Linked DNA regions of Homo sapiens: regions 1, 3 and 4 are each linked to region 2. Evidence: chromatin contacts called from ENCODE Hi-C or POLR2A ChIA-PET data. All regions are on one chromosome and are shown on one strand. Each heading gives the region's core, a stretch centred on a gene start or an enhancer-like site at or near the end of the contact. The rest is flanking DNA. Distances are from core to core; before and after follow the strand shown.

What was found. Hi-C counts contacts between places; a loop is a spot of excess contacts on that map. ChIA-PET counts read pairs that join two places held with the same protein, here RNA polymerase II (POLR2A). Pooled maps may share reads with other maps.
Region 1: a loop to region 2 is called in a map of CD8-positive, alpha-beta T cell, with 5 times the contacts of the local background. The contact joins the promoter of FNTB here to the promoter of WDR89 in region 2. A Hi-C loop is called at or near these places in 1 of 168 maps with a recorded cell type or tissue (CD8-positive, alpha-beta T cell) and 12 of 50 pooled maps. POLR2A ChIA-PET finds 5 or more read pairs at or near these places in 2 of 52 experiments (CD8-positive, alpha-beta memory T cell and activated T-cell).
Region 3: a map of B cell shows a loop between it and region 2 (36-fold over the local background). The contact joins the promoter of CHURC1 here to the promoter of WDR89 in region 2. A Hi-C loop is called at or near these places in 4 of 168 maps with a recorded cell type or tissue (B cell, CD8-positive, alpha-beta T cell, ascending aorta and 1 more) and 15 of 50 pooled maps.
Region 4: a loop to region 2 is called in a map of CD8-positive, alpha-beta T cell, with 18 times the contacts of the local background. The contact joins the promoter of MAX here to the promoter of WDR89 in region 2. A Hi-C loop is called at or near these places in 5 of 168 maps with a recorded cell type or tissue (B cell, CD8-positive, alpha-beta T cell and naive thymus-derived CD4-positive, alpha-beta T cell), 1 of 37 single-sample maps with no recorded cell type and 16 of 50 pooled maps. POLR2A ChIA-PET finds 5 or more read pairs at or near these places in 1 of 52 experiments (T-cell).

Annotation. Positions count from the first base shown.
Region 1 is chr14:64,985,645-64,990,531 of GRCh38, reverse strand. FNTB (farnesyltransferase, CAAX box, subunit beta) reads right to left here and starts at 3,637. Exons shown (of 12, transcript NM_002028.4): 1 at 3,435-3,637. The coding sequence starts at 3,578. All of the region lies in intron 3 of CHURC1-FNTB (CHURC1-FNTB readthrough), which reads right to left. It overlaps LOC107984655 (a long non-coding RNA gene), which reads left to right and starts at 3,419. Exons shown (of 2, transcript XR_001750792.2): 1 at 3,419-3,852; 2 at 3,933-4,887. RefSeq lists an enhancer at 1-4.
Region 2 is chr14:63,638,675-63,643,710 of GRCh38, reverse strand. It overlaps WDR89 (WD repeat domain 89), which reads left to right and starts at 1,840. Exons shown (of 3, transcript NM_080666.4): 1 at 1,840-1,907. It overlaps LOC105370532 (a long non-coding RNA gene), which reads right to left and starts at 1,650. Exons shown (of 3, transcript XR_001750790.3): 1 at 1,514-1,650. RefSeq lists enhancers at 1,259-1,528, 1,939-2,038, 1,593-2,252.
Region 3 is chr14:64,911,324-64,916,149 of GRCh38, reverse strand. It overlaps CHURC1 (churchill domain containing 1), which reads right to left and starts at 1,695. Exons shown (of 4, transcript NM_001386928.1): 1 at 1,616-1,695. The coding sequence starts at 1,654. CHURC1-FNTB (CHURC1-FNTB readthrough) reads right to left here and starts at 1,789. Exons shown (of 14, transcript NM_001202559.1): 1 at 1,616-1,789. The coding sequence starts at 1,735. RefSeq lists enhancers at 1,426-1,695, 1,846-1,895.
Region 4 is chr14:65,099,575-65,104,613 of GRCh38, reverse strand. It overlaps MAX (MYC associated factor X), which reads left to right and starts at 2,097. Exons shown (of 5, transcript NM_002382.5): 1 at 2,097-2,310; 2 at 3,042-3,068. The coding sequence starts at 2,275. RefSeq lists enhancers at 1,683-1,832, 2,526-3,026 and a silencer at 2,163-2,512.

The DNA.
Region 1 (4,887 bases), core at 2,388-4,887, 1.3 Mb before region 2:
TGAACTCCTCATAGACCTGAAGGTGTGAAGGATGGAGAGGGAGGGAGACAAAGAGCTCCGCAGAGAAGGCACATGACAGGAAATGTGACCTTAAGTCTAAGGAAACCCCACCCCACACAAGCCTGCAGGAGGGAAGAAATACAGTGGTCTCATTCTTCTCCTTCTCGGTCACCCCCAGCAATACTTCCCATGGCCCGCAGCCATAAAGCAAGGCAACCTGTCAGTGCAGGGCCCCCTCCTGGGGCACATCTACAGAGCAGGCTAGAAAAGGGCCAAGTGAATCTGGGGCAGTAAATGGCAGGTATACAGCCAAGTGGCTCTCCATCTCAGTCAGGGTATTTTAAAGTACTTCCAAAGGCCAATGAGACCCTACATGATCCGACCCATCTCCTACTCTCTGGTTTGCTAAGCCCCCTGCTCACCTGGCATTCTGCTGCCTTGGTCCTTTGTGCTTGCTGCTTTCTCTGCCCAGAATACTCTTGCACCAGATCCATGATGGCTTCCTCCCTCATCTGAGACTTCAGGTCTCAGATCACATGTGTTGTCACCAGAGGGTTCCCCTTAACACCTTATATGAAGACCTCCCCTGCTCCCACCCCACCCATTCCTGACACACCCTATCCCCTCTATCCCAAGGTGTTACTCTCCACAGCGTTTCTAATTAACATTTTATATTGAGATAGCTATAGATATTAACTCTTTTAATTGACTGCCTCATTGGCCTAGAAACAGTTTCATAAAGGCATCAACTTGGCCTCTTTTGTTTAACAACTTATGCCGAGTGTCTAGAACAGTGCCTGGCACGTAGAAGGCGCTCAAGTATTTGCTGAATGAATGAGAATCAACGAATGGAACAGACGACTCACAGCTAAGGACTCCTTCCACTATTTATAGGTTTAACTCCTATTACCAAATTATTGCTTAACAAATAAACCGAGTCTTCTGATAATCAGATAGGAAGCAGGTAACAAGCATTTATTTTTTGTTTGTTTTTTTTTTTAATTTGAAAAGCTTTCATCTTAAATAGACACAGGGTCTTGCTATGTTGCCCAGGCCAGTACCAAAATCAGTATAGTCGTTTTTTGTTTTAAGAGACAGGGTTTTACTCTGTTGCCCAGGCTAGAGTACCGTGGCTCGATCATGGCTCATCTGTGAACTTCTGAGCTCAAAAACAATTCACCCACCTCAGCTTCCCAAGTAGCTGGGACTACAGGTGCATGCCACCACGCTCAGCTACTTTTTTTTTTTTTTTTTTTTTTGGTAGAGACAGGGTCTTGCTATGTTGCCCAAGTTGGTCTCTTGGGCTCAGGTGATCTTCCCGCCTCGAACTCCCAAAGTGCTGGGATTACAGGTGTCAGCCATCAATTTGTTTTTACTGGCAATGGCACAAAATTGAGCTATCAGTAAATGGAAGCTTTAGTTAAAACTGAAAGAGTACTAGTATATCCTCTGTAAACAACTCCTCCTAACAAGGTTGTTACTTTTGATGAATGTATCATTAACCTACCAATGTGGTAGGTCTCTAAACCTCAGTCTTCTCATCCATAAAAAGTGAAAGGATTGAATGATACCACATATGGAGAGCATTTAGCACTGTGCTGAGACTCAATAAATGGTCACTAACATGATTATTAAAACAGTGAGGAAGGCCACAAAAATGAGATACAACATTATCATCCTACTACCTGAAACTGTTCATCCTAGACTCTAATAATGTGTGCTGGAATAACAACATGAAAAAGAAATATAAGATTCTTTACTGTCTGCCATACCGTTGGGTCTAGATTTGAAAGATACTCGCACCAGGAGCAGTGGCTCACGACTGTAATCCCAGCACTCTAGGAGGCCGAGGAGGGCAGATCACTGGAGGTCAGGAGTTCAAAACCAGCCTGGCCACATGGTGAAACCTGTCTCTACTAAAATACAAAAATTAGCCAGGCGTGGTGGTGGGCGCCTGTAGTCTCAGCTACTCTGGAGGCTGAGGCAGGCGAATGGCGTGAACCCGGGAGGCGGAGGGTGCAGTAAGCCAGTGCATCCCAGCCTGGCAACAGGGCGAGACCCCATCTCAAAAAAAAAAAAAAAAAAAAAGGCAATCCCATAGTCTAAGGTCAGATAATAAGTAAAACACTTGACCTGAATCAACTCAGCAATCCATCATTTAGGAATTCTGCAAAGATCCTGTAGGTTTTTCATCAATGGGAAATTTCTTTACAATCTTTTGCAGTCAGCCTTCCCTGGGACACACTGGTAGGCAAACCAACCTGGAGAATTAGCTAGATTCGAGAGGTGAGGATTTCCTTTGCTACCCTAAATTCCATGAAGTTTAAATCTCCAGTTAAAATATTTTCTCTGCTACTTTGTGAATAACCACGTATCAAGCCCTTGTTTCTGTTATAAATTTATAATTCTATTTAGTCATAACTGTACAATAAAACAATTATTGTTACTAATTTTGCCAAAGTACAGGCTTCCAACTTAAAGTAGGAAATACAAAACAGGTCTCTCCAAGGTAAAGCCTGGAGACTGATCTCACTAAGAGATCTTATTTCAGTAAGCAGCAGAATGTTCATTTATTAGTGTTAAGAATTATCCTAACCACTTCTCCTAGGGACAGATGGATAAACAGTTCCACATAGCAACCTTGGGAACAATTCCAATTAGGGAATAAGAAGAAAAACAAAACTATGGTTTTGGGCATATGAATATATACTCATTCGCCAAACACTTTTCAAAATGATAGGTTCGATCCTACTTCTAGGCCTTAGGGAATGATTAGTAGTCCAAAATCCATTCTTTCTATTAGATCACTTTCCAAACTGTTTTCCTGCCTGTCCCCCAACCAGGCTCCTGGTCAGGAGCTGTTTTATTTCCTTGTACTTCCATCGTTTAATATTGTGTCCGACACGTAGCTGGTGCTCAAATGGCTGAATGACTACCAAAATGCCCACCCACGAGGCGGGCCCCCAAACCTGGCACTGTAGGTCAAAAATTAAACAGATCGTGAAACGGCATGACAGCAGCCTGGCCCTGCTCTCTGCCTCCAGAAGCTGAGGGCAGGTTGGGAAAAGTGCACTATGCACCCCAGAACCTCCCGAAGTACTGGCAGAACAGAGTGGGCTGTCCGACCCGCACGGGCTGCCTCTGTCCTCCAGGCATAGAACACGATTCTTCTCGTTCTTTAGGGCAGAGGGGACTCGGCTACTGCCCTCTCCTCCAAGCCCAACCTTGAAACGACCCTTCCCCAAGCTGGCCGCGCAAACGCTCCACGACGAAGCCCAAGCCTGGGCGCCCGGAGCTTCCCAGAGGAAAGGCACCGCGGTGCGCTGTGGGAGTCGTAGTTCCCCGGTGAGTTCCGCACCCGGGCGGCCCTACGAACGGGACTCGCGCTCCCAGAACACATCGCGCGGGCGCCTCGCCCAGTCCTGCCACCTCACCTGTTCTATGGACGTGACTGTTTCCACCGAGTCGTCCTGCAACCGCTCTCGCGCGTGCTCGGGCCTCAGACTGTACAGCGGCTCTGACCAGACGGGGGAGGAAGATGGAGGGCAATAGTAGGTGAAAGAACTCGGAGAAGCCATGATCAGGAGAGCAGCAGACAGTGTGTAGGACTCTGCTTCGTTAAGCAACAACGCGCATTGAAACTCGAGCGGGCTAAAGCGCTACGGCGAGCGGATAGAGGCAAAAAGATTTTGAACGCGAATGTCTCCTCCCGCCTACCCGTCTTTCGAGTGAGTTACTGAGATGCTGCCGCCCCCCATTGGGCAGAGGAGCTGCTGCAAGAGCGTAGAGTCCTGAAGCGCAAGGGTGTCTACATCCGAATTTCATTTCAGCGAGATGGCGTAGGACGCCTCGGTTTGTTACGCAAATTGTTAAAGAACTGTAACATTCTGCTAATTCTCACTTAATTGTAATGCAATTGTTTGCAATTTCAGGTGCCCAAGAACCCAATGAATGTTAAGTTTGAAAGCATTTCTGACAGCTCTACTGATTTGCCTCAGTCAGGCAATTACTAAAAGAATTATTGTGCACCTTGGGGTACTTGACAGCCTCCCAGGAGAAGGCAGCAGCTGCTCAAACGTGCAAGGACGCCGTCTCAGTATCACTCAGTGATGGAGGGAGGGGGGTATTATGATTTTCTCCTGTCTCTTGGAGGTTACACTGCAGTAGCGAGAACTGAAATGCAGTACAAGGAACAAGGATAAGTGAAATAGACAGTCAGTCCGCAGATATTTATGGAACACCTGCTATGTGTCAGGCATTGTGCTAGGTTCTAGGAATACAAAAGTGAACAAAACGAAGTCCCTTCCCTTGGAAACCTTACATTCTAAGAAAATCGACAGAATTGAATGTATCCAACGCAATAAATATATGAAGACTTGTGATAAATGAGATGAAGGAAAATAACAGGGTCTATGAGAGAGACTAAAGGGGTAAGAAACTAATTGAATTGTATGGTCAGGCCAAGCCTCTCTAAATGACCTTTCATTTGAGATCCGAAGGATGACGAGGAGTCATCCAGAAGAACAGTATGGGAAAGAACTCCTGAAAAAGGAAGAAACAGCAGCTTTTAGAAGACATGTGCTGGGCACGGTGGCTCACGCCTGTAACCCCAGCACTTTGGGAGGCTGAGGCAGGAGGATCACTTGAGGAGTTAGAACATCCTGGGCAACATAGCAAGACCTCATCTCTATTAAATATCAAAAAAATTAGCCGGGCGTGGTGGCGCATGCCTGTAGTCCCAGCTGCTCGACAGGCTAAGGTGGGAGGATCTCTTGAGCCCAAGAAGTCGAGGCTGCAGTGAGCTATGATTGTGCCACTGCACTCCAGCCTGGGTGGCAGAGCGAGACCCTGTTTCAAAAAAAAAAAAAAAGCAAAACAAAAAAACAA
Region 2 (5,036 bases), core at 591-3,090:
ACTCCAGCCTGGGCGACAGAGCGAGACTCCATCTCAAAAAAAAAAAAAAAAAAAAAAAATCTGGGCTTGGTGGCGTGTGCCAGTAGTCTCAGCAATTCAGGAGGCTGAGGTGGCAGGCTCACTTGAGCCCAGGACGTCGAGGCTGCAGTGAACCATGATCCCACCTCCTGCCAGTGCACTCCAGCCTGGATGACAGAGCGAGACCCTGTCTCCAAAACAAAACAAAACAAAGAGCTAAATCGGTAATGTTTCCTTTACAAACAACCTGAAACCTTCTCTAATCATTTAGAAATAAGATACAAAAATGACAAAAATAATTCGATATTTTAAACAAAAATGCAATAATTACAAGCATCAGTAATGAACGCAGTTTTTGCTTAGCTTTAATTCTGTAAAGTGTACTTAATTTTAATCTAGAAGTGTAGAAGTATTACATACATCCGAAATCATGTTTTTTTCTTCTACAGTCGAAAGTTTGTATTACATGTAAAATAGGAAAAAAATATTAAAATTTTTCGAAAGCGAAAAGTCTACTCAGCAAGTTTTTGGTATTTATTAATGGTTTTACTTTTGCTAGACACAAAAATGAAATACCGCTAAATTAGCTCACAGAAGAGTTCAGGATTCTATAGACTCAGGAAAAGCCTGTCCTAAAACTGTTTTAATAAAGGCTGAAAATAGACACTATAATACAGTCTTTAATAATATACAATGTGTATTCCTCCTGATGGTGGTCTTGCTTGACATTTTAAGCATAGCCCTATTTTCCTGTGAAGATAGCAGCCAGTTCTGCTTCATGTCATAACAACACTTGATTCATGTAAGCAGCTGCTACCTATGCCATCACAGTACACATAATTGCTAAATGTAGGGTTCAAATAATCGTAAATGGACACTAATATGAAAATCAGACTGTTTTGTTGTAACAGCAAAAGTTTTAGAAACAAATAATTTTAGTATCTACTTAGTACAGTAAGCATGAACATATAGTATACAGCTAGGCACAGCAGTAAATTGTTGGAAACACTAACATTTATTGTTTACGAACATACATGCAGTGTTTACACATTTCTTAAATGTTGTCTTTAATGCTGCTGATAAACGAAAGGATAAAAAGTCCAACAAACCACAATAAATGTCAATGGGTGTTATTAACAACATGAAAGAACTCAGTAGCAACAACCACATTTAAAGCTACAGGACTCGAAAGTTCCGGACTACAAATCCCAGAGTTCCCTAGAGCCCAGGCGGAGCTACCTTCAAACTGATCGCTTTTTCACCCAATGACAGCCAGAGAATCCCTAAACCACATTCAGCCCGGCCTGAAGGGCTGGTTTCTTCGCGTGAAAACAATAAGGTATTACGTAGACTTTCTGAACACGAGTGGTAGTTTCAGGGCCTGAGTCTAACTACTAAATTATTTCTCCCCGCATTAGTCTCCTAGTCATCTTAATAACTCTCTACCCAACTCTGGCTCGGTGGAAACTCGGAACGTCTAAATGCTGAAACTCACGTAAATCAGTACCAGCGGATGCATCCAGTCAGCCACGAGGAAGGCGGAATCCGCCTTATTCTTGCCCTTTATTGGCCACGCATCCCACCAATGGGGCCATTAAACTTCCGCTAACGCAGCGTACGGCGTGGTGGTGTGAGCGTTGTACGTACGCTGGGTCTACGAAGGGGCAGGCGTTCTGCTTTCGTCCAATCGGAAGCTAGCAAGAATTCCCCGGGCCGCTATGCCCCACTTCTTTCGCGTCGCGTTACGGGCCGCCTCTCTGCAGCCGACCAATCCTCTTGATTTTCTTGTGCGCATTACCCAATCAGAGAGGTCGAGGCGGGGTTCCACTTGACCGCTCTAAGCCGCCGCGCAGCCTGCGTTTTCTCCGGTACAGGTTGAGGCTACTAAGGTACATTTTGCTGGGCCAGGCTGGGCGGGTCCCCGGGATGGGCAGCCCTCTCGACGAGCGGCGACGCCGTGGTTGAGTCTAGAAAGCTAGAGTTGCTGGACAGCTATCGCGGGAGCGCGGAGGGAAGTGGGAGGTCTGGACGGAGTGTGCACGTGTTGGCAGTCTCGCTCCGCCGTCGGAGCCACCAGGTCAAACCTGTGCTGGCCCTGGCCAAAGAAACTTCTGCGGGTCAGGCTGCTGTTGCCGGTGCAGTTCCCAGTACTTCCTCTGGGGCGTTTTTCAATAAAAGCCAAACGCCCTTGCTCATTTTCAGGGAAAGACCTGTTTCCTCCTGCTCTTTCCTCTCCACGGATACTCTCCCCACCACTAAAAGGGTTTAGTATAATCCTTTTGTAGGCCAGAAAGCAGATTTTCACTTGGGAAGAGACGACCCGTAGTATGGGATGTGGTATGATACCAGCAACTGGTCTATTATATCATTTAAACCACATGGCTATCTAAAGAGGTAGGTACTGTGAGTGTTCTCATTTTCACGCGAAGCAGTGTTAGACATTACTCATTCTTGTGTTTTCTTTAGCTTGTCTCTGACAAATTGTGGCATTCAGCTTCCATGGATGTAAAATTAAAAGATGGTATAATTTGTAAAATGTTGCTCCTGTTTTCTTTTTTGTTTTTCTTTTTCTTTTTCTTTTTTTTTTTTTTTTTTGAGATGGAGTCTCAGGCTGTCGCGCAGGCTGGAGTGCAGTGGGGCGATCTCGGCTTACTGCAACCTCCGCCCCCCGGGTTCAAGCGATTCTCCAGCCTCAGCCTCCCGAGTAGCCGGGATTATAGGCGCCTGGCACCACGCCCGGCTAATTTTTGTATTTTTAGTAGAGACGGGATTTCACCATACTGGTCAGGCCGGTCTCGAACTCCTGACTTCAGGTGATCCACTCGCCTCTGCCTCCCAAAGTGCTGGGATTACAGGCGTGAGCCACCGTGCCCGGCCGTTTTCTTTATTAATTTGAAATTATTTAAAGTCAATAAAAGCCTGGGCGCGGTGGCTCACGCCAGTAATCCCAGCACTTTGGGAGGCCGAGGCGGGCGGATCACGAGGTCAGGAGTTCGAGACCAGCCTGGTCAACATGGTGAAACCCCCGTCTCTACTACGAATGCAAAAATGTGGCGGGCGCCTGTAGTCCCAGCTACTCGGGAGGCTGAGGCAGGAGAATCGCTTGAACCCGGGAGGCAGAGGTTGCAGTGAGCCAAGATCGTGCTACTGTACTCCAGCCTGGGCGACAGAGTGAGACAACGTCTCAAAAAAGAGAAAAAAAAAAGTCAATAAAACACACCTAGAAGTGAATTAATCGATTGTTACCAAGGTAAAATGATCTAGAGGAAAGACATCGCAGTAGGCACCAGTTACTGACCTTTGACTGGACAAGTCAGCATCAGCTTTTTCACCTGTATAATTGAAATAAATACCAAACTTGACTACTTAGAGTTCTGAGGATTAAATAATTTAATAGATACAAAATATGTTACCGATGAAAGCCACGTGACTGTTTCTGCTTTTCAAATTCTTTCTTGTGGAGCCTGGACTGCACTGCAACCTATGGCCGAGTAAAACAGTGGTAACTTGCAGTCAAGTACCATTTAAGTGAGAAATCCTCTGAAACGTCTATGGACTGCTTATCTCCTTGTTCAGTATTCAGGAATACTTTCCTGTGAATGCAGCTATGTTACTTACCTGGTTTGTATTCTTACCTTAGATTGTTGTAGCTATTGTAAAGCAAAAGTAAGATCAAGCCCATGTAACTACTTTTTGGGTTCTTTTCTCTCACTTTGTAAATACAGGGTGTTTTTCCAGACGGGAGTGCGGTGGCACAGTCTTAGCTCACTGCAGCCTCGAACTTCTGAGCTCAAGTGATCCTCCTGCCTCAGCCTCCCAAGTGGCAGGGATTACACACGAGCCACTGTGCCAAACCCGTGAAGTTTTTGAGTTGTACTTTTGTACTAAAGTCATGACTACTTTTTCTGCAACTGACACTATGAGCTGCAAATACGACTGAAGATGCTACTGCTTTTTTACTTTTTCCCTATGTGCTTTAAAGAACTACATTTTCAGTGATTTCCATGTGTTTAAGATATTTTCATTTACTTGGTAGAAAATACAAGAGAATTTTGATAAATCTGAACTGGAATGGTCTTTATGTTAATTCTGTTCAATATTTTAGGGCAGATTATGTACAGATTATCGCCAAACTGTCAAAAGGGTGTATTTTGTTCATATAGCTACTGTAACAAATTACAACAGATTTAGTGACTTCGAATAACACACATTTATTCTTTCTGCCTTTGTTTCTTTCTTTTTTTTTTTTCCTTTGGTGAAAAGTACACACTTAAGAAAGGGGAGTGCAGATGTACTCAAGAGAGTCACCTCTTCCTTTTTTTTTTTTTTTTTTTTGGTAGAGATGAGGTCTCGCTATGTTGCCCAGGTGGGTCTCAAACTCCTGGGCTCAAGCAGTCCTCCCACCTTGGCCTCCCAAAGTTCTGGCATTACTGGCATGAGCCACCATGCTCAGCCTCATTTATTGTCTTTTAGTTCTGGAGGTCAGAAGTATGAAATCAGTTTCACTGGACTAAAGTCAAAGTGTTGCAGGCCCAATTCCTTCTGGAGGCTGTGAGAAGAAAATCCATTTCCTTACCTTTTTCAGCTTGTAGTGGCTGCCTGTCTTCCTTGGCTTGTGGCTCTTTTCTGCACAGGACATCATGCTATCATCATACCACTTTCTCATCTGTAGTCACATCTCCCTCTGCCTCTCTTATGAGGACATTTGTGATTATATTAAGGACCCCCCCAGATAAACAAGGATACTCTCTCCATCTCAACATACTTTGTAAAGTCCCTTTTGTCATATAATGAAACAGTCATAGATTCCAGGAATTAAGACCTTTGTATCTTTGAGGGCCAGTGTTCAGCCTACCACAGGAAGGTATAAAGAAGAGTAAAACATCCTATCCCATAAAGTCTCACAGGGACTATAAGAGAAAAACAAATTCACAGTAAATGGTTGCTGAGTTAGACTTTCTTATTACTGTGAAAATAACCTAAGTCACCACAGGTTGGAGCTTCGCCAATTTTTCCAC
Region 3 (4,826 bases), core at 446-2,945, 1.3 Mb before region 2:
CTTTTCAGGCTGCTGTGTAATTCTAGTTTGGTTTCACGGCTATAATTCAGGGTTTCTCTACCTCCACACTATTGACATTGGGAGTGATACTTTGTTGTGGTGGCTGTCCCATGTATTGCTGGATGTTTAGCGGCATCCCTTGCATCACCCATTAGCAGTCAGTAGTACTTCCCCTTTTGACACCCAAAAAATGTCTCTGGATATTGCCAAATGTCTCCTAAGAGCCAAAAATCACTCCTGGTAGAGAACTACTGCTCTAATTCATTCACTTCCATTCCTCATTCATTAATGGTGTTCCATTCTAATGAATGTATCAGTTACTTTTCCAATCTACTACAAAAATAATGCTGTTATGAACACTTATTTATAAAAGTCTTCAGAAGCATATACACATGCATTTTTCTAGAATGGGAATCACTGGGTCATGTCTGTATTTTATAAGGCTCACCCGCTTTTTCAAAGTAGTTGTACTACAGGAGAATTCATACTGTTATACATGCTACTCAAAAGCCTAAGTATTACCCATAAGATACTAAGACATAAGGAACTACAGAGACTTTCTCCCTCCTTCCCAACCAATGCACAAATTCCATTTCTGTAATTTTCCCCCATCCTCCAGCTCCTCACCTTCTTTTCTACCCTAATTACAACTGTCCTTCAAGTCTTAGATGATGTCCACCTTTTCTCAGGGGAGAACAGCACTATCCCCTATTGCCCTCCCCTTTCCCTAAACTTGAATAGCATTTCTGAACTGAGCTACTCATTTTTTGTTAGTCACATACTCCCCAAAACTGTAAGCTGTTAGGCAGCACCAAAGGTGCCTTTTAATTTCTTCTCTGAAACAAATAATCCAGCTGGACGTGGTGGCTCATGCCAGTAATCCCAGCACTTTCGGAGGCCAAGGCGGGAGGATCACTTGATCCCAGGAATTTGAGACCAGCCTGGGCAACAGCAGCACCCTGTCTCAAAGAGAGGAGAAATAATCCCTTTCTGGCCTAGCAAAGTAATCTAACTACACATATATAAATGTTCAACAAGGATGCCTTGAATGAATGAGAATAGACAAGCTTTGCAAACTCCTGAACCTGAAAGTAACTGAGATTCAGAAGGCGGTAACAGGCAGGAAACCTAAATTCTAGTCCTGGCTCTCATCCATGCAACTAGAATGTGAACTTGGGCAAGTGATTTCCCCTCTCTGGGCATCGGTTTCTTCATCTGCAAAAGTGTTAGAACAGATGACCACAGAGGTCCCCTCCAGCGCTAGAATTCGGTAAGAAAATTGTACTTCATCAAATCGAGCTTGAGGATGAGACCGGAAGTGGGGGTGGGGGAGTCCCTCGGTTGTCGACGGGGGTTGTGGTGGTGGTGGGGTTCCTCTGTTGCTCCTTGGAGCTCAAGAGAACGGCCACTACAACTGAGGTCAGCCGCCAGGGCGGGTACCAGAGGTGCAGACCGCCACAGGCCATCCCTGGTGTGCCTAAATACCGCTACTGGGTCACCGGGACCGGCAGTGCGGCCGAGTCCGCCCCACGTACGGCCTCTCTGGGAAGGCCAGCCTTGGATATGAGACACCTCGGGGGCCGCCCGCGGGCCAAGGGAGCGCCCAGTCGCTCACCCGGTTGGGATATTCCTTCTCCACACAGTCGCCACACATCGCGACGCAGTCAACAGGGAATGTCCTCCAACGCTTCCGGGAAGACGAAACCTCGCGAGAACTGAGATACGGTTGCCGCATGCGCCCAAGTACTCGACTCCTGGGTATTCCGTCTCGGGAACCGAGCCGAAGTCTCCGCCCCTTAGCAACTGTTGTCAAGGCAGGGCACAGTCTCCTTGGCACCGTGCGTGGGCAAAGGGTGGGGCTTCAGAAACCTTTGGAGACAGACGAAGAAATCTTGTGCGCTAACAGATGTGACGGGAAGGGAAAGGGATCTTGGGCTGAGCGAAGTTCTCACAGACACCTTCCTGAGCTTAGGCTGACAAGAAAGGCAAATCACGACACACAAGAAAGGGAATTATTTCTCGCTACCGCATATACAAATCTGAAATGTTAATGAATACATTTCTGTACCATTTCTTAAGGCAATGAGAGTGAATAAGAGACCAGATCTCAGCAGGTGAATAAACAGTAACCGAAGTGTTTGGGAAGAGACACTCAGAGTGCTGCAGAAAATCTCCTAAAAAAACACTTAAAATATTAGTAATAATTGGTCATTCCAGAGTCCTCTGGAGGACATAGCAACGAGGAACGTATTTCTATCTCTCTCAGGTGTCACAGAAGCACCTCAGTGGCGGGCAAGCACTATGTAAATAGAAAAATGGCCAGGTCATCAGCCATCCCATTACTGGGTATATACCCAAAGGATTATAAATCATGCTGCTATAAAGACACATGCACATGTATGTTTATTGTGGCACTATTCAGAATACCAAAGACTTGGAACCAATGCAAATGTCCATCAATGATAGACTGGATTAAGAAAATGTGGCACATATATACCATGGAATACTATGCAGCCATAAAAAAGGATGAGTTCATGTCCTTTGTAGGGACACGGATGAAGCTGGAAACCGTCATTCTGAGCAAACTATCGCAAGGACAGAAAACCAAACACCGCATGTTCTCACTCATAGGTGGGAATTGAACAATGAGAACACTTGGACACAGGGTGGGGAACACCACACACCGGGGCCTGTCGTGGGGTGGGGGGAGGGGGGAGGGATAGCATTAGGAGATATACTTAATGTAAATGACGAGTTAATGTGTGCAGCACACCAACATGGCATATCTATACATAGGTAACAAATCTGCACGTTGTGCACATGTACCCTAGAACTTAAAGTATATTAAAAATAAATAGATTTCAAAAATTATCTAATTGAATTGACTGCAGATATTTTGATTTCAGATTTGCACATCCATTTATAAATGACCTATTGGTTCACAGATTAAAAAACCAATAAACATATGTGCTTCCAAGAAAAGAAAGAAAGAAAGAAAAATGGCCAGGTCAGTTGTTCCTGCATCATTTCCCAATCCTGTGGGTCTCAAAATGCTTGTGCTTGTTGCCCCGCCTCATCCTTTCTCTCTGTATTGAAAGCATCTTATTTATTCGCAACGACCTAATTAACTTGCAGACGAATCTCCGAAGTTTGTCTCTGTTTCTGAACAATGCGTCTTTATCACACTCCTCTACCCCAATGGGAACATCAACATCCTCCCTCAGCCCTGCTTTATTGCTGTCATGTCAGGGAAGAAAGATTGGGGAGCCTGGGAGACTCTGGGATCCAGATTCCTTAAAGAAGAGATTAATAACCATTTCAAAGCACACCAGTTTAAATGGGTTTGCTAATATGGGAATTATTTTTCCACGGAAGCACTGAAGTTGTAACCTTTAGTATTTCAACTTCTAGTAAGTATCTGCAACTGTTATTAAAAATCATAGGTGTGCTAAGAAACACTGCAAGAACTAGAGCCATCAGAGTTTACCTTATTCTTAGAATAATTATAATACCTCCCATTTGTATGACATTTTCAACCTTTCAAAAGTGTCCTCATTTCAGTTTCTAATTTTATGCTATTACAATCCTATGTGGTTGGTAAGAAAAATATGTCTCCTCTTTTCAGATAAGGAAACCACAGAAGTGAGTGGTTAAAGGTCTTGTCTATGGTAACAAAGCTACTCAGTAGTCAGCCAGGGCTAGGACTCTGTTGCTATCCTTATCTCAATTTCTTTCTAATACAGTAGCACTAGCCACTTATGGCTATAAAGCACTTTAAATATGGCAAGTTGAACTGAGATTGTGCTGTGAGTACATTCTGCACACCAGATTTGGAAGATTTAGTATTAAAATATATAAGAATCTCATTAATAAATTTATATGATTACGTTGAAATAATTTTTGACGTACTGGGTTAAATAAAAATGTATTATTAAATTAATTTCACCTGCTTTTTTAATGTGACTACTAGAAAATTAAAAATTACACATGTAGCTCTCATATTCCTATTGGACAGGGCTAGTCTTTTTTTCTTCTCTCTCTCTCTTTTAAGGCAGTCTCACTGTGTCACCTCGGCTGGAGTGCACTGGCATAGTCTCGGCTCACTGCAACCTCTGCCTCCCAGGTTCAAGCGATTCTCATGCCTCAGCCTCCCAAGTAGCTGGGACTACCGGGGCACACCACCACAACCGGCTAATTTTTTGTAGTTTTAGTAGAGATGAGGTTTCACCATGTTGGCCAGGGTGGTCTCGAACTCCTGGTCTCAAGTGATCCACCTGCCTCGGCCTTCCAAAGTGCTGGGATTACAGGTGTGAGCCACTGCACCTGGCCCAATTCTTTCTCTTCATCCATTTTTAAATGGTTTCTCTGTTTTTAAAGCCTAATACTGACTTTTAATCCTTTGCTACTCCCCAGCTACAATTTAGTCTGAGAGATAAAATGAGCACAAATACTAATAATTACTGGCAGATTGGGGTATAAGAACACAAAATGATGAGACTACACCCAGGGGGAGGATTAGGAAAGAGGAATTTGGGCCTTAAAGCATGTTTAGAATTTCAAAAAGCAGAGTTTTGTTTTGTTTTGTATAGAAATTTCAGGTGAACCATGCCAAGGAGTTTGGATTTTATTCTGCATGTGGTAGGGAGCAACTGAAGGTTTGAGCAGGAGAGTGTTGCCAGAGTTGTGGTTTAAAATTATTTTAGGCTGGGTGTGGTGGCTCACACCTGTAATCCCAGCACTTTTGGGACGCCAAGGCAGGAGGGTAGCTTGAAGCCAGGAGTTCAAGACCAGCTTGGGCAACATAGTGATGACCTCAAAAAATTTTT
Region 4 (5,039 bases), core at 848-3,347, 1.5 Mb before region 2:
GGCTTAATTGGTTTGGGGTGTGGCCTGGGGATGGGAACTTTTTTAAGCTCCTAGGATGATTTTAACTTGTAGCCGGGGTTGCCCTAGAGTGCTCTGTTCATAGCAGGCACCCAAGAACTGTCTGTTGTAATCATCAATTAGCTTTAACTTCTAGTATCCAGTTAATTAACTCACTCAAAAGTGGCCGTCTGTCTCCCCAATAGCCCATCAGCTCTTATCACATAATGGTCTGCTTATATCTGTCTCCCCAACTCAGCAGGAAAGGAACACTATGAGACAAAAGCATGTAGAAAAGGTAAGTTCACTTGCAAAGATGTGCAGACTTAGTAGGACTGGATCACTGAATAAGAAATACAACAGATATTAGACCGCGAGCGGTGGCTCACGCTATAGGCGTGAGCACGTGAGCACTTTGGGAGGCCGAGGCGGGTGTATCACGAGGTCAGGAGTTTCGAGACCAGCCTGGCCAAGTTGGTGAAACCCTGTCTCTACTAAAAATACAAAGATTAGCTGGGCGCGGTGGCGGGCGCCTGCCCCAGCTACTCGGGAGGCTGAGGCAGGAGAATCGCTTGAATCCGGGAGAGGGAGGTTGCAGTGAGCCAAGATTGCGCCACTGCACTCTAGCCTGGGCGACAAAGTAAGACTCCGTCTCAAAAAAAAAAAAAAAAAAAAAGAGAGAGAGAAAGAAATACAATAGATATTAAAGGAAAAAATGTAAAGGAAAAATTACCACATTTACATTTGTCTTTTCAGCATAGATGACATGCTCACGTTGAGGAATGTGTGTCACAAGAATTGTGTGTGACATATCCCCAAATTTCCACATTCAAAAGTCAGGGATAATATGGTATTCATCCGGGAATCAGTAACTCATGGGAAAAGCTCAAGATGTCATTCACTTTGGAGACCAGATGTAAAGGAGTAGTATGGGTACTTTGTCTCAGGGTGGAAAGTGTCTGTTATGGTTTTCTTCCTTCCCATGGGACTTGTTGCACACTCTTACAATGGCGGCAGGACCGGCACGCTTGCTTGCACAGCTGTGAGCTGCATGAAGGCAGGGATGGTTTTGGTCTTATCCGTTATGGCATCCCCTTGTGGCAAGTTAGGTGTTCAATAAATATCGGTGGAATGCATGTGATTACACTTCATGCCACAGTATATAAATATGATTTTAACTGGACAGGGAACTGCAAAAGTTTCCCATATTGATCCTTTTTGCAATCTTAATTATGGTACTCTGAGCTGGGATATTGCCTAAACTGTCTGGGCTACAACAAACTCTGAAGGGGCTTTTACTTCCACGTCCATAGTGGTTGAGGGTTCGCGTTGTGTGAACGCTGGAGCCTCACGTGAGTAGCTGAGTAGCGAGGATGGTCACTCCCAGATAAACGAATACAGGATTCTCGCGGCTGGGAGCGGTCGCCCGGCGAGGTCGGTCATTCTGCCTGTCCGGTAGCACCACGAAACACCTGCCACTGACACCTCCCCACCAGCCCCCGAGGGTTCGCGCAGGCATCCCGAGCCGCGCCCCCTGGTCCGCCGCAGCCAGATTCCCTCCCGGGCGGGTTACGCCCCTAGGCGCAAAACGGAACCACTCCGTATGAAGAAGACAAAGTATAACCAGTCACACCAAAGAGAGGCAGCATTATTTAGACAGCCGGCTACTCCCCCAGAGACTCCACCCAGTCCCCTGGGCCCGGCGTCCAGCGCGCAGACGGTGCCCGGCTCCAGGAGTTCCAGCTCCCTCCACGTGTCCTGTCTTCCCAGCAGCCTCCTCTGCCGCCTCGGGAGGAAAATCTCCTGACAACTCGCGGTCTGCGGACTACGACTCCCAGGAGGCGCCGCGCCGCGGCTCTCCCCGCCCCCCCCCGCCCCCCCCCCCCTCCCCGGGACGCGCAGGCGCCTTGGGCTCCGTCAACAAGCCGGGCTGGCGTCGCCTGGATGCGGTTTCTTCCGGGATTTGTAGTTTTTCTGGAGCTACCCGGGCCGTCTGTTAGAGGGACAAGAACTACAAGTCTCGGCTGCCCCAGCGCTGCGAGCCTGGTCACGTGGCGGGGGCCGACCGGGCGTGCGTGCCGCCGTTGATCCGGTGCTGCAGTGAGGAGGTGGTTCTTGCCCGTGTTGTGTGTGTGTGTGAGTGAGAGAGCGAGTGAGTGAGTGAGTGAGTGTGTGTGTGGGGGGGACTCGGCTTGTTGTTGTCGGTGACTTCCCCCTCCCCTTCACCCCTTCCCCTCCCCGCCGCCGCTGCAGTGGCCGCTCCCTGGGCCGTAGGAAATGAGCGATAACGATGACATCGAGGTGGAGAGCGACGTGAGTCCTGGGGCTTCTTCCTTCCCGTGCGGGTTGTCAGGCGGGGACAGCGGCCGGGGCTCTTAGCGGGGCGACGGCGGGAGGGGGCCGGGCTGCCGCCGCCTCCTTCCCCTTCCCCTCGGGGCCAGGAGTGCCTCCGTCGCGTTCCCGGTTCGCTCCCCTCCGGCTCCTGGCCGGAGCGGCCTCCTGGGACTGGAGGTTGGGGGAAGACACGCGGCTTCTGGGACCCCCACCTCCTCCCTTGCGGGAGGGTGCTGCGGCCTCCCGCTCCCACCTTCCCCGGCTCAGGATCCGGGGGACAAGGATGGGGGGCGCCCGGGATCCCATTGTCCGGATCCAGGGGAAGGGGACGGCGTTCAGGACCTGCCCCTTCGGACTGCGATCCTCTCCTCCCGTGACCCGCGGATCCTGGGGGCCGGGGAAGGGCGGAGAGGGGTTGGGGGTGCCTAGATGCCCGAGCTGGGTCTGCAGGGAGGAGACAGTGCTCGGGACCCCTCTGGCCCAGGTCGGATCCCGGAAGGAGGGGCGGCGCTCGGGACCCCTCTACCCTGCTACCGGATCCCGCCGAGGGTGGAAGGGTGGGGGCAAGGGGTGGGGAGGGAGGAAGGGGTGTCGGGCTGACTCCCCACCCTCCGCTTCCTCTGCCGCCGGCATTTTCTTTCTTATTATTGAATGTTAAGTGTAAAAATAACTTCTATATTTTCTATTTTTTTTTTTCTCTCTTATTCCAGGAAGAGCAACCGAGGTTTCAATCTGCGGTACGTCTCCTACTCTCCATTTCATTTTTATTTCCGTTCAGTTCTATTCCTTTTTGGGGTCAGAGAGAAAAAGAGATCGTACTATTACTTTTAATATTGTAGTAAACTCTAATGTTAACCACTAAGGTGAGGTGGGGCCTGGTTCTGGAGGGTGGGGGGGTTGCAAATCCCATTATTCTAGATTCTCAGGTGATAAGTTCAGTGATTCTAGGTGAGTAAGAGGAGCTGTATGCAAAGAATTGAATTGTTCTGTAGTTTTCAGATAGGGGATCCAGATGCCACTATGTAAGTGGAAATGAGAAATGCAGCATTCTGGTCTGGTAGTATTATTTCAGGGCAAAGTGGTCAGAAGATTTATTTAGGAACAAGTAGGTTTTAAACCATATCTGTATAATTGTGTGAAGCTGAAGCCACATGCGGTAATCGCCTTTAACCAAGTCATGTGACTGCTATAGACCCGTAGAATCTAGCACAACATGGTATTCTAATGCAAAAATTGGAAATGTAGAGGAGCCAAACGTTACATCATCAAAGTGTCACATAAAGTTATTATGGTCTGATTCTCTGTATTTGAAGAAAAGGTATAAAGAAAATTAAAAAATAGCTGAAGAAAAGTGGCATTGCAGAGACAGCTTTGCTGAAAGGTGATGGATGAGACCATAGAGTGTTATCAATAATTTCTTAGGGTTTTGATATTAATGTTCTCAGTAGATGGTTCTGTGGATTTAGATAAGCACTAATTCCATGTCTTTGGAGTCTGAGACAGTAATATGGATGTTTCATGAATAGATTTGAGGGAAAAAAGAATACACACAGAATAAATCAGAATCAGCGAGGGGAAGAGAAATAAGTATATCAGAGTGTCTAATATTTGATAGTTGGGAGCAGTAAGAAATGTATAGAATGGGGGTAAAAAGTTCAAATGCCCATGAGGGCCATAAAGAATAAAGAAGGAAGAGGTGAGGGCTTGGGTACTGGAGAGCAGTGCCTCTTCTAAAAAGTCAGCACTACTGAACTCCAGTGGTTTGTTAGTAGGAGTGAAGGGTCAGTATTGCCAGATCTTCCTATTTTTAATTTTATTTTATTTATTTATTTTTGAGACAGAGTCTCACTCTGTCACCAGGCTGGAGTGCAATGGCGCTATCTCGGCTTACTGCAACCTCCGCCTCCTGGGTTCAAGCGATTCTCTTGCCTCAGCCTCCCGAATAGCTGGGACTACAGGCGCGTGCCACCACACCCAGCTAATTTTTGTATTTTTAGTAGAGACGGGGTTTCACCATGTTGGCCAGGCTGGTCTCGATCTCTTAACCTCGTGATCTGCCAGCCTCGGCCTCCCAAAGTGCTGGGATTACAGGCATGAGCCACCACGCCCAGCCGATCTTCCTATTTTTTAAGAAAGATTAGAAATCTAAAACTTTATGTTATTTTTCTGATTTTTAAAATGATGTGTGGAACAACTGTTTGGGGGCTTGTTAGAATTTGCAGGATGTCACTTTGATACCTCTGGTATAAGAACTTGATAACCACAGGGTAAAGGCAAGCCATCTCAGTTATACCTGCTCTTCATTAGAGCAAGCAAAGATTGTGCAGGTTGTCTAAGCAGATAGGCATTAAGAAAACTTATTTATTGAGAGCTGATATTTCCATAAAATCCGGGGATGTAGTTGTTCCAAAAGTCTTAAAAATTATCCCTGGGTAATAGTCATTAAAGATAATTTGTTTTATTTTATTTATCCTTGAAGTATTCTCATATACTTATGCATATATTTGAAAATTGAATTCCTTTTTCACATTTACTTTTATCCTTCATGTTTGGGGCCTAGTCTGTTGAAAACTTTTTTTTTCCCTGCAAGTCTCCAGTTGTAAAATCTGTGCTAGGGCTTGATCAGAGCTGGAGGGTAAGGATCGTTTAGCCTTCCTTTGCAGAATTATCCTTTGAATTGAAATTATACTGACTTCCCAGTAAGAGAA